Regions from separate parts of the Homo sapiens genome. Here all the other regions are linked to region 3. A link is a loop called in an ENCODE intact Hi-C map of the cell type or tissue named here. Cell type or tissue: Calu3. All regions are shown on one strand.

Evidence for each region. A loop is a pair of places that touch in the nucleus more often than their neighbours do. Peaks named below come from ENCODE experiments on the same cell type or tissue, not always from the same donor. Only the 100,000 strongest peaks of a DNase experiment are listed, where the experiment ranks them.
Region 1: a loop joins it to region 3, with 6 times the contacts of the local background. A loop is called at or near these places in 9 of 110 quality-filtered maps.
Region 2: a loop joins it to region 3, with 11 times the contacts of the local background. A loop is called at or near these places in 11 of 110 quality-filtered maps.

What each region holds. Positions count from the first base shown.
Region 1 is chr2:138,844,498-138,848,497 of GRCh38, forward strand. No RefSeq gene overlaps it. Among named protein-coding and RNA genes, the nearest start is that of NXPH2, 66 kb to the left of the region's middle. In Calu3, a CTCF peak has its summit at 1,954 (motif pointing right); no DNase peak of the experiment used is centred here.
Region 2 is chr2:138,921,295-138,925,294 of GRCh38, forward strand. All of the region lies in intron 2 of LOC105373640 (a long non-coding RNA gene), which reads left to right. Among named protein-coding and RNA genes, the nearest start is that of NXPH2, 140 kb to the left of the region's middle. In Calu3, a CTCF peak has its summit at 1,826 (motif pointing right); no DNase peak of the experiment used is centred here.
Region 3 is chr2:139,029,752-139,033,751 of GRCh38, forward strand. No RefSeq gene overlaps it. Among named protein-coding and RNA genes, the nearest start is that of NXPH2, 250 kb to the left of the region's middle. In Calu3, no CTCF peak of the experiment used is centred here; a DNase peak (open chromatin) is centred at 2,260.

The DNA of each region.
Region 1 (4,000 bases), 190 kb before region 3:
CTGGGAGGTGGAGGTGGCAGTGAGCTAAGATTGCACCACTGCACTTTAGCCTGGGCAACAGAGCAAGACTCAGTCTCAAAAAAAAAAAAAATTCTTAATACTAGGTATAAAACATTAGGTTTAAAATATTAGATATAAAAGTTTTCTTGCTTAAGTAGGACTAAAGCCATTTCTAGGATTGAGGAGTCAAGGAAGCTAACTAAAATCTAATATCCTGGTTTCGTTTCTTCTCGACATTATAACACCTATCATGAGTGCCCTCCTCTTCCTAGAGTGAATTACGAGTGAGCCAAGGCCCTGATTCCCTCAGCCCTTGGTGACTGGTCAGAGACTACGCTGTCCAGAGACCCCCAGGTCTTTGGCTTCTGGCTGTAAACAGCCTCAACTCTTTATGCAGTGTGCTTTATAAATATGGTGATTTTCAATGAGTCTCATGGCCTCCAAAAGATTGGGAATCATGTCTTATGAAAAATAAAAGTGAACTAGGATAATTATGTAGCTTAATTTTTAAAAGGTTAATCAGTCCAGTGCCACACTAGCTAATATCTGAATCATGGGGAAATTATTTAAAAAATGACAGACTTGCCAAGCACGGTGGCTCATGCCTGTAATCCTAGCACTTTGGGAGGCTGAGGGGGGTGGATTGCCTGAGCTCAGGAGTTCGAGACCAGCCTGGGCAAAATGGTGAAACCCCGTCTCTACTAAAATAAAATATATATATATCTATATTAGCTGGGTGTGGCATCATGTGCCTATAATCCCAGTTACTTGGGAGGCTGAGGCAGGAGAATTGCTTGAACCAGGGAGGCAGAGGTTGCAGTGAGCTGAGATCATGTCATTGCACTCCAGCCTGAGCAACAGAGTGAGGCTTTCTCTAAAAAAAAAAAAAAGACAGATTTGGTTCCATCCAGTGATCAGAGGACTGAAGAGGGCTAAGAATTCTTTTGCTTCAGAAACTTCTTAGGGTATTGGATGCCCCATCAAGCAAGTTGAATACTCCTTCTTCTTCTTCTTCTTCTTTTTTTTTTTTTTTTGAGACAGAGTCTTACTCTGTCACTTAAGCTGGAGTGCAGTGGTGCAAACATATCTCACTGCAGCCTCCAACTCCTGGCCTCAAGCCATTCTTCCCCTTTGGTATCCCAAAGCACTGGGATTACAGGCTGAATACTCTTGAATTCAACTACCTGAAAGTAAATTTCCATGGGATCTTACCCAAGAATGAGATCATGTCCATTTTTAATCTGAAAAGAACCATAGAGATATTTTGAAAGGTATTTTCCCAGAGCACTCAAGTGAGCATTTTACTTGAATGAGACATTAAATCAAGTCCCTCTGCTTTGTCATAGTCTTGTTCAGGAAGGGGTTAAATGTTATATTCATTTGTTTTGCAAACAAGACCCCTGGTTTGGGTGTCTCAACCAGTAAAGCTGCTTGCTGGTGGCAGTGCAAACAGCCAAAGCTGCATGCAGGCTATGACAGGAAGAGTAATTTTATGATCTTCCCCTGCATGTGTGCATGCCCCTGCAAATGTGAGTCTCCAGCACAGCAAAAGTTCCTCTGAAATTTGATTTACTGCCACTCTGTGTGTGAGTTCCTTTATGGCATGGGAAGGTACATGCTCATGGATTTCTAATGGCAAGATTAAAAAGTTATTTACTTTTGCAGGCATGGTACGATATAATGATCAGTATCCGAGATCTGGTATTGTTTTCTGTAGATAAGTAGAGTTTCTTAAAATAATGAAAACTTAATCTAAATTCCATAAAAACACAAAATTTGATCTTTCTTCTATTTTCTAATATATCGACGGCTCTACTCAAAACCATTTCCATATATGACATCTCTGACTTCAGCCCACACTGATTTCTTCCTACTCCAGGATGGGCTGACAGTGAGCTGCTTGTATACTGCATACCTCTAGGGGGTGCTGTTTACATAATATATTTTGTATATGATACTTGCATAATTATTATACATACATGCCCACTACAGATATCAGTAAGATGTTCTGTGGAAGCGGTAAAATTTTCTAATGTGCACAAAGGCAAAATATGGACTAGCGGTGGGGCGGCCTTATCCTGACTGTTATAGTACTTACACTGTGGATAGCAGGATGCCATAATACATTGTTTATTTAAAATCACTACATTTGTATGTTTCCTTCACATTGTATGAGTGTGTGGGTTTCTCATATTAGAAGCTTACATTACACATCTGTGTTTCCTTGTGGCACGAATAAAAGGTGGAGGTGTAGTATGGTCTCAACGAAAGACTTAAACTGAGTCATGGGTGCACAGAATATTAACGACAGCAGAAGCATTTGCAATGCTCAAGCATCTGCTTCAGGAAGTTTTGACTGACACCAACCAACATGAGGAGTTGTTAGGATAATATTTTTACTGTATTATTTTGCCTTATACTTACAAAACAATGTATATTTAATTTTTTTGACTTTGATCCACCCTCCCCCCCCGCCAACCGGGAATTTAATAATAAGAACATATTTCTTACATTTGGGACAGTTTATAAGCTGATATGTCAGTTAGAGATTACTTTTAGCTCTATATAGCAGAAATCCCATTACAGTAGTTTAATAAAATAGGAATTCATTTTTCTCATGTCCTCTGGTCTGGGAGGTAGGCAGTTCATGGCTGTTCAGCTGTTTAGGGAATGAGACTCCTTTTCTATTTCTGCTCTGTCATCTTGAGCACGTCGATTTTGCTCCCATGGTTGCAATATGGCAGCTGCAGCACTGAGTGTCAAACTGCAATTCATACAGTGAAATAAGAAAAAAAAAAGAATAAAATGAGTTGACTGTTTCTGAAAAAGTGTTCCTGAAATTCCCTCTCAAAATCTTTTGCTGAAGTTCCATTGGCCAGGACTATGTTATATGGTCAACTCTCTTCTGAGAGATTTTTGGAAAGTGAATTTTTTTTTAAATTAGACATATTGGAATTCTTTTGGGAAGAAAGAAAGGGGAAATACTGAAGAGACTGAAGACACATTGTCTGCCATACCTAATATTGTCATTTTTAATGTATTTTTATGATGTCATTTGGGCTTATCTTCCAGACCACATTTAAATGGTTGGACTAGAGATCTGTTCAGTGGGAATTTGCATGACTGGGAGGTGACTGAGCTGGGACAAAAAAGTGAGCCTAACCATGGGATGGTTTTGGGAGTCAAAACGTAGGTGCAGAGGCCCCTTTGCAGGCCAGTCCAGGGAACTGTCAGAAAGCATCACATCTACCTATCACATACCCTCAACTGCTCACTTCGGTGATGGGAAGATCCAGATCTTATGGCAGTTTCCCACATTCCAGTTGCTTTTCAGCTTCAGCCAAGGAGGTGATGGGATTTGTAGCTGATGCAAGGTAGCTAGTGGAAATCAAGACAGTTTGAGCCTGGCTCCCCTGCTTACGAAACATGTAAAAGTTTCTTTTAGTACACATACATTATAATCACTTTATTTTACCTAGGCAAATAACATTTGCATTATTTTTTCATTTTATTTTTAACTTTCTGTTATGGAAAATTTTAAATAAATACAAAAGGAGAGAATACAATAAACCTCTATGTGCACATCGCTCAGCATCAACAATTACTAACTCACGTCTGATTTTGTTTCATATATAGCAATGCCCATTCCTTTCCCAAGATTATTTTGAAGCAAGTTGTATTATTTTTTAATAAATGTTATTTTATCTCTAAAATATAAGGCTTTTGTGTGTGTGTGTGTGTGTGTGTGTGTGTGTGTGTGTGTGATGGAGTATCGCTCTGTCGCCCATGCTGGAGTGCAGTGGCGTGATCTTGGCTCACTAAAAGCTCTGCTTCCCGAGTTCAAGCGATTCTCCTGCCTCAGCCTCCTGAGTAGCTGGGACTACAGGCTCCCACCACCATGCCCAGCTAATTTTTGTATTTTTAGTAGAGACAGGGTTTCACCATATTGTCCAGGCTGGTCTCGAACTCCTGACCATGTGATCTGTCTGCCTCGGCCTCC
Region 2 (4,000 bases), 110 kb before region 3:
GTAATCTTTGAATAGGAAGGGAACTGTGTTGCTTGCACTTTTATACATGTGGACATGTAAAAGCTGGCTAAGAGAAGTAATTAGTAAATTGGGCCTGTGTGGACAAGCCAATTCTCATTCTAATGCTGTGAATACTTAATAGTCATAAAAGGGTACTGTGGTACATAAAAAGGATATTCACACTACAGTGAAATGCACAATTCAGTGTTGAAGATTAGAGCTTGTAAAGGAATACAATTTTTCATTTGGTCTGTCTATTACAGGTTTTGGACATGCTAAATGTCTTGATTGAGAACACTGCTTAAGTGATAGATTACTGACCCCAAGGCCAACAGGGATCAGGCATTAATGTAAAGAAAAGGGCTGGGTGGGGACTGGGGCAAAATGGGGTTCAGCCATAGGTAATTGTTTCCATGTGGAAGTGTGAGCTTGGACAGGTGTTTTGATTTTTGAAGAGAAGCAGAAAATCCATAGCATTGATGTGAAATAATGATTTTTTTTAAATGTTGGTAAATAATTTCAATTTTTTAATTTTTTTGAGATGGAGTCTTGCTCTGTCACCAGGCTGGAGTGCAGTGGTGCAATCTCGGCTCACTGCGACCTCCGCCTCCCAGGTTCAAGCGATTCCCCTGTCTCAGCCTCCGAGTAGCTGGGACTACAGGCCTGCGCCACCCCGCCCGGCTAATTTTTTTTTTTTTTTAATTTTAGTAGAGACAGGGTTTCACCACGTTGGCCAGGATGGTCTTGATCTCCTGATCCAGTGATCTGCCCTCCTCGGCCTCCCAAAGTGCTGGGATTACAGGCGTGAGCCACCGCACCCGGCAATAATTTCAAAAATTTTAAATACTTTTCTTAGTAGACAAAACATGTCTGCTGGGCCACCAGCTTGCCAGCTGTGAATTTAAAACTTAATCATTGGGCTGCAATCAGAATTACTGAGACAAACAATAAAGTTGCTGATGCATGAATAAATGATGCATGGATATTTAACTAAATTAACAACTGATGCATAAATAGTAAATCAAAGAATTTTAGAATGAGAAGGGACATTAGAATCACCTTGGAACACCTTTCTCTATGATACAGATGAAAAATCTCAGGTCCACAAAAATTAAATTCTCGGGCTTAAACTCAGATGCACAAATTAAATAACATGGACTTGAATCCAAGTGTTTTGATGCTTGGCTTTTCCCACATCTCCAAGCAACTGTGGGGTGTGTGTATGTGTGTGTGTGTGCGTGTGTGTGTGTGCATATTGTGCTATAATAAAAGTGTAAATGGAATGACACATGGTGGTCAATGCTAGTACAATTCAAATTTTACTGTGCGTGCGAATCAATTGGGGATCTTGTAAAAAATGAAAGTTTTGATTCAGTAGGGCTGGAATGGGGTCCAGGTCTTTTCAGTTCTTAAAATGTCCCAGGTAATGCTGATCCCAGTACCAAATTTTGTTAGTAAGGACCTACCTTATTGACAATTGTCCTGGATGCCTGGGCTGGACTAAATGTCCAAGAGCAGAATATGTTCTTTGCTCTTTTCTGTGTCAGTCAACACTCTAATATTGTATTTCTCTCATTCTGAATCCTTGATAAGTAAAATATATTAAATTAAATGCTAAATTCACTCAACAGGAAAAGTAGATGAGCAAATGACTGGAAACAAGGGGTAGTAAGCTATATGAATCAAAAATCTCCGTGATGCAAAGCATATGAGTCCTCTCATGTCTTGTTTTATAGATAAGTATTAGTTCTGGTTAGTTCTTGGGGACCTCTCAAATCATTTTGTAACTAATAGTAACAAAAAAATGACATTCTTGACAATAAAGGAGAAAAAGGTATTTCAGAATGTAACAGCAAACATTCCACAAGATGGCAGTAAACTCTTATGCTTTACATTATCCTTAACTTTAACCTTTTACAGAATATATATTTCATCAGTGGAAATTTTTCGGACTGAGAATTACACATTGTTTTTTGAAAAGACAAAACAATACTTAATAAAACTTATATTTTTCACAGTCCCCAAACTAATGACTATATATCTACACTTTCTTCTTCATATGAGTATGACACAGTCATGCCATTCTTTTAACTTGTACTTAGTTTCAGGTTCTCATTTAAGACTGAGTGGAATATACTTTGGTGAAATATTGTAAATGTTATGAAAAAATAGGTAGATGATTAAGAGATTTTAAAAATAAAAATAAATAAAAAAATGACCAAAAGTAAGAGCTGGAAAATGTGTTAAAAACCTTGAATATAATAATAATCTATTTTTCCATAAATTTCACAATATTTCAACAAAAATGTGTTTTTTATCAACCTAAAAATACTGGTAATTACGGTTTAATACCCATTGCATTATAAGACTGTAAACATTAAAGAAATCACACTCTTAAGACTTGTCTGTAAGCTCTGTATTCTCTCTAAACCAGTCTCAGGAGATTACAGAAGCATGAATTAAGAAAAAGAAAATACAACAATTAAGGGTTTTCTAACAAGCTGTTCTCATGTGAATAAGAAGAAATGGGTAATCTACTGACCTAAAGATGGTGATATACATATGTACAGATACCCTCCTTTATACTGCAGTGATAATGGCAAAATTGGGTAGTACCCTCTTTCATCATCAAACCTGTGTGTGACCTAAAACCACTCATTTAATGACTTTGGGATTCAGTTCCTTCTAGTATAAAATAAAGTATATAGATTAGTTGATGTCGTTTCCAGCTCTGTAACATTCCAGGTTTCTCAGGAGAAAACATAGTTAAGTAAGATAAGTGTAAACTTTGAGAAGGACCATGGTGTGTAGAGGTTACTGGGGCCTTTAGGGTGTGGCAACACCGTATCTTTTTTCTTTATGTATTCTAGGTTGCTCGTAGAGAGAATCCTGGAACCGTATTTGTTTTAATATAACCCAGAAAGAGACTGGCAAGGTAGAGTGCTGCATCAGCACTGAGGGGTGTGTGGCTGTTTTCTGTATTCTTGAAATAACCGTATTATGAATCTCTTTTCTTCACGCATAAGTTTCATTTCATTAGGCCCTTAAAATAGTCAAGGGAAGAGTTGACAAGTAGTAAATGATTTGTGTTTAGCAGAGAGTGCTTTTATATATTAGAGGGCACCAGGAACATAAGAGAGCTGTGTCAATTGTAGGGGTGGGATGCCCTCTGGTAGCTTTGCCCCCTTCCTGGACAGTAGTAGCTCGCTTCCTCCTGCCTCCCTGACTCTCCCACTCTTTTCCTTCCACCTTTTCTCTCTTCTCTACTCTCTTTTCTCCTTTCTTCCTCACCCTTCTGGTCTCCAGGCCCGTGTTTCCCAGGCCCATCCCATTCCATCCACAACTCCTCGGGCACTTGTACTCCTGCAGATGTGGTCACACAGAACGTCTGGTGGTGCATGACCCCTGCTTGCCATTGAGACCATTGGGCCAGGGTGGTGCTTTGCTTCAGGCATGTCATTCCATTCCTAGCTCAGCTGAGGATGGGGATGTAGTACAGTAACCCCTCCCAATCCATAGGGGACATGTTCCAAGACCGCCGGTGGATGCCTGGAACCACAGATAGCACCCAATCCTGTATATAGTGGTTTTTTTTCTATATGTACATACTTATGATAAAGTTTAATTTATGGTAGACACAGTAAGAAGTTAATAACAATAATCAATAATCAATTAGAACAATATAGTATAATAAAAGTTGTGTGAATATGGTCTCTTTTTCCTCTCTCTTTCCCGAAATGTCTTATCTTGTTTTACTTACCTATTTTTGCACTGCAGTTTATCTTGGATAACTGAAACAGTGGAAAGCAAGACTGAGGATGAGGGGAGACTACTGCATTGCTTTGTCTCTAGTGGAGTAGAGAGTCCTCTTTTGCTTCCAAATGAATTTTTAAAGATATTAGCTAAAAGCACCATTGTGTTAGATGGAGCCAGATAATATCATTAAGCTCATAAGCATGTGTCACTGGTAAGTAACATAAATGCTGAATGGTTGAGTTTC
Region 3 (4,000 bases):
AATTTTCCATATGCTGATGAAAGGATGTGTATTCTGCAGCTGTTGGATGAAATAGTCTATAAATGTCTGCTAGCTCCATTTGGTCTAATGTGCAGTTTAAATCCAAAGTTTCTCTGTTGATTTTCTGTCTAGATGATCTCTGCAATGCTGACAGTGGGGTGTAGAAGTCCCCAACTATTATTGTATTGGAGTTTCTTGCTCATTTTAGATCTAATAGCATTTATGCATCTGGGTGCTCTGGTGTTGGATGCATATAGGTTGTTATATCCTCTTGCAGAATTGATCTATTTATTATTATATAGTTATCTTCTTCGTCTCCTTTTACTGTTTTTCAGTTAAAGTCTATTTTACCTAATATAAGTATAACAACTTCTGCTCACTCTGGTTTCCATTTGTGTGGAGTCTTTTCACATCCCTTCACTTTAAGTCTATATGTGTCTTTATAGGTGAAGTGTTTTTTGTAGGCAGCATACAGTTGGGCTATGCTTTAAATCCATTAAGCCATTAATGTCAGCAATAATTGTGGGCACCTCTAGTGGCCTGGACTGTAGACATTTGTGGCAGCAATGGCAGTGATGTAGGTTGTTGATTTTCTTGGTGGAAAAGGGATATCTTGGGGTCCTCCTATTCTTGTTTTCCACACAATGGGGAGACTTAACCAAAGGGCTGGCTCTTGCTATCAGGTCTGATATGGCCTGCAAGCAGCTGCAGCAGTGCTGAGTTCTAGATGTAGGTACTCAGAGCAGCTGTGGGATTGAGGTCTTAGCCTCAAGATCTTGTGATCCTATTGTAACACTGGGAATTAGGGTTCAGATTTGCTTTCTGTGGCTAAGTTAGATTTATGATGCCCACAGAGTCAAGATCTGTGACTCTGGGGTATGCCCTAGCAGTTTGGGCCTGAGAGGTTGCATTGTAGTGGTGATTCTACCCCTGGGGTCAGGGTATAGCACTGGCCCAACTCTGGGTAAGAAAAGGTGCTCTGAAGGTTTGGGTCTGGGAGGCAGGGTATGGCTGTAATTCAGGAACCTGAGTAACAGGGCTCAGTGGCACTGGAGTCCCAGGAAATGAGACTCCATGTAGGAGTGATTCCAGACTTTGAAATGGCAGGGCTTGGCAGTATCTTAGACTCTGTGAGGCCAAGCTCAGTAGCAGCAAAGACATCAGAATTGCAGAGCACAGCTGTTGTTTGAGCCCTTGGGGTCAGGAAGCAGCACAACACTGACTCCACTACCCAGGGAAAGGGGTATATCAGAAGCTCCCAATCTAGGTTACTAGTCCATGTCCAGAGACATAAGGTATAAGAGTTGTTTGGCTCATAGGATAGAATGTCTCAGATCAGCCACTCCCTTGTTTCCCTGTGATATGTGGTACTAGGTCAGCTCAGCCCTGGGATGCATAGCTGCTCGGCTCAGCCAAGGCCCTGATTCCTAAGGGTTGCTGTCCCACTTGATCTCAGGTGTTGGGGGCATGACTTTTCTGGATGGCCCAGGCATGGTTTCCCTGGGTTGCAGGGTGTTGCTTCAGCTTAGGTATTAGGGTGTGTGACACCTCTGTGCAGCCAAGATGCCATTCACTGGGAGTTAGCAAACTGCTTCAACTCAGCCCCAAGGATATGTGGCTGCTCTAGGCAGCAGCAAATGTACTGTATTCTCAGGAAGCAAGGTTCTGCTTTAGCTGGGGCACAGAGGGGTATGACTGCTCTGGACAGCCAAGGCACTATTTCCCTGGGGTGTCCTGCATTGCTTCAGCTCTGGCACAGGGGGACAGGATGCAGCGGTGACAGAGAGGGGTTTATAGAGTAGATGCACCAAAGCACTATTTCTTTGGGAGGGACTGTGCAGCTTCGATTTGAGTACCATGGGGCAGGGCACAGCAGTGACTAAAAGGGATTTTTGGAGTAACTGTGCCAAGGCACTGTTTTCTTGAGAGGCAGTGTGTAGCAGCTCCACCAAAGCACCGTTTCTGTAGTAGAGAGTGTGCAGCTTCAGCTCAGGGCCCAAGGGGCAGGGTGCAGCAGCTGACTGGGGGAGGTGGATGGCACAGTTCCCCCTCAGCACTGTTTCCCTAGAAGGGTGTGTGCTGCTTTAGTGATGGTCTCCAGGTGCAGAGTGCAGTAGTGGTGACTGTGAGGAGTGGAATGAGCCTCTGAAAAGGCACTCTTTCCCCAGGAGGAAGTGGTAGTTTCAGCTCTGGCCAAGGGAGCAGGTTGCATGGTGGGTAGGTGGAGTGACTTCCCATGAGGAAGGGTGTAACAGCTGCACACAACTCAGGGGATGTTGTGCCACCTGGTGGGGGTTGCTTGGTGACAGCTTAGCTTCAGGGATGAATGGGAAAATATAATACATAAAATTATTTTAATATTAAAAAGTATCAATAATACTTTTTATAAACTAAGTGTGAGACTGAATTTGGGGAGAGGGTAAATTACATGCTTTGTCTTTTGTCCAAATGTCTTCAAGGGCTTCTTTATGTTTTATGATAGATACATAGAGCCACTTAAAAATTAGTGCATTAAACTTGTGTTTGGCATCTTGGTTGAAAGCTTTTTAGGCCTAATGTCTTTAATAGGTTTCTATTTTTGTATAGTCAATTCTATTACTTGTTTTTCTTGTTATTTATTCAATTTTGGTTAAGCTTAAAAAAATCTTTACACCTCTGAAGTTCATATTAATATTGCCCATATTTTTCTCTGTTTTATTATTTGAATATTTAACCTTTGATCTTAAAATATATTTTGTCGTATGGCTTGAGATAAACAGCTAAGTCTCTTTTTTCCTTCTCCTTAAAAACAGTCATTAATAAACAGTTTAACTGAATAGGGAGATATTTTAAAGTGATGGCATAGCTCATTATGTCAGTCCTGGATGAGGTTCCATCTTGGAGAAACTTGGATTAAAAAAAGGTCAGCAAAGGACATTGGGTTACATTGGAGGTTAGGAGAGTGATAAATAATATCCTGCCACCGTTTAATGACTCTGTACAATGTGTCAAGCAGTTGGATAATTGGTATTCACTTGTTATTTTCACAAAAATCTCATTAATTGTATTTTATTATCTTCATTTAAAAGATGTCCAGAGATGTTAGCAGATTAGTAGCTTGGTAGATTTGTTCAAGCTGCAGAATGTTAGAACTAGTATACATAAAGCATGTACTTTTAACTTACAATTTATTTTATTTTACTCTAAGTGCTGTGTGATTAAATTTTTTATTTCAAAAATTCACACAATACAGAACTATACAAAATTAAATATTTAAATATATCTTTATTTTCCTCCATTTTGTGCATAAATAGAGGCTTATTCATTCAACAAATATTTATAGAATGACTATCATATTCCAAGCCCTTCTTTAGATTGCCTCTGATTTCATGGAGCTTGTATTCTTATATTGTTCTAAACTTGTAGGGTTTTTAAGTTAGAAAAACTTGTTTTGAAATATTGCATATCTCTGTTTATATTCTTATACCTATATGTATTTATGTCTGTGTGTATATATATATATGTATGTATGATTACCTTCCGAAACTATTTCTTGAAGTTCTTATCAATATTGTGGACAAGTTCTAATTTCCCTTCATTTTTACAAAAATGGATTTTTATCAGCCTCTTAAATTTTGCCAATCTAACCTGTGAAAAATGATGTCAATACATTAATTTACATTTTCCTGATTACTTCCTATGCTACCTCCTTTTTTTCTCATATAAAAAGTTAATGGAATGAACTTCAGTTAAGATGATGTAATGCAGGAACCAAGCACTCAAGTTGTTTGGTTCTCGGCCAAACCACTCGACATCATCTCCTTGGATTTGTTCTTTTCTGCCCCTGGATGAAAGGAGGGGCTGACTCCATGGATTTTCTTGGTTATTTCAGTCTTCAGGACATTCTCATCTCAGTAGTTTCAGAAACTCTTTGTAATGTAAGATCAACACTAGTGCTCATTGTTCAATTTAAAATTCTTCCCCTTTCCCAGCTGCACATTTCCTACATGAAGAGGGCACA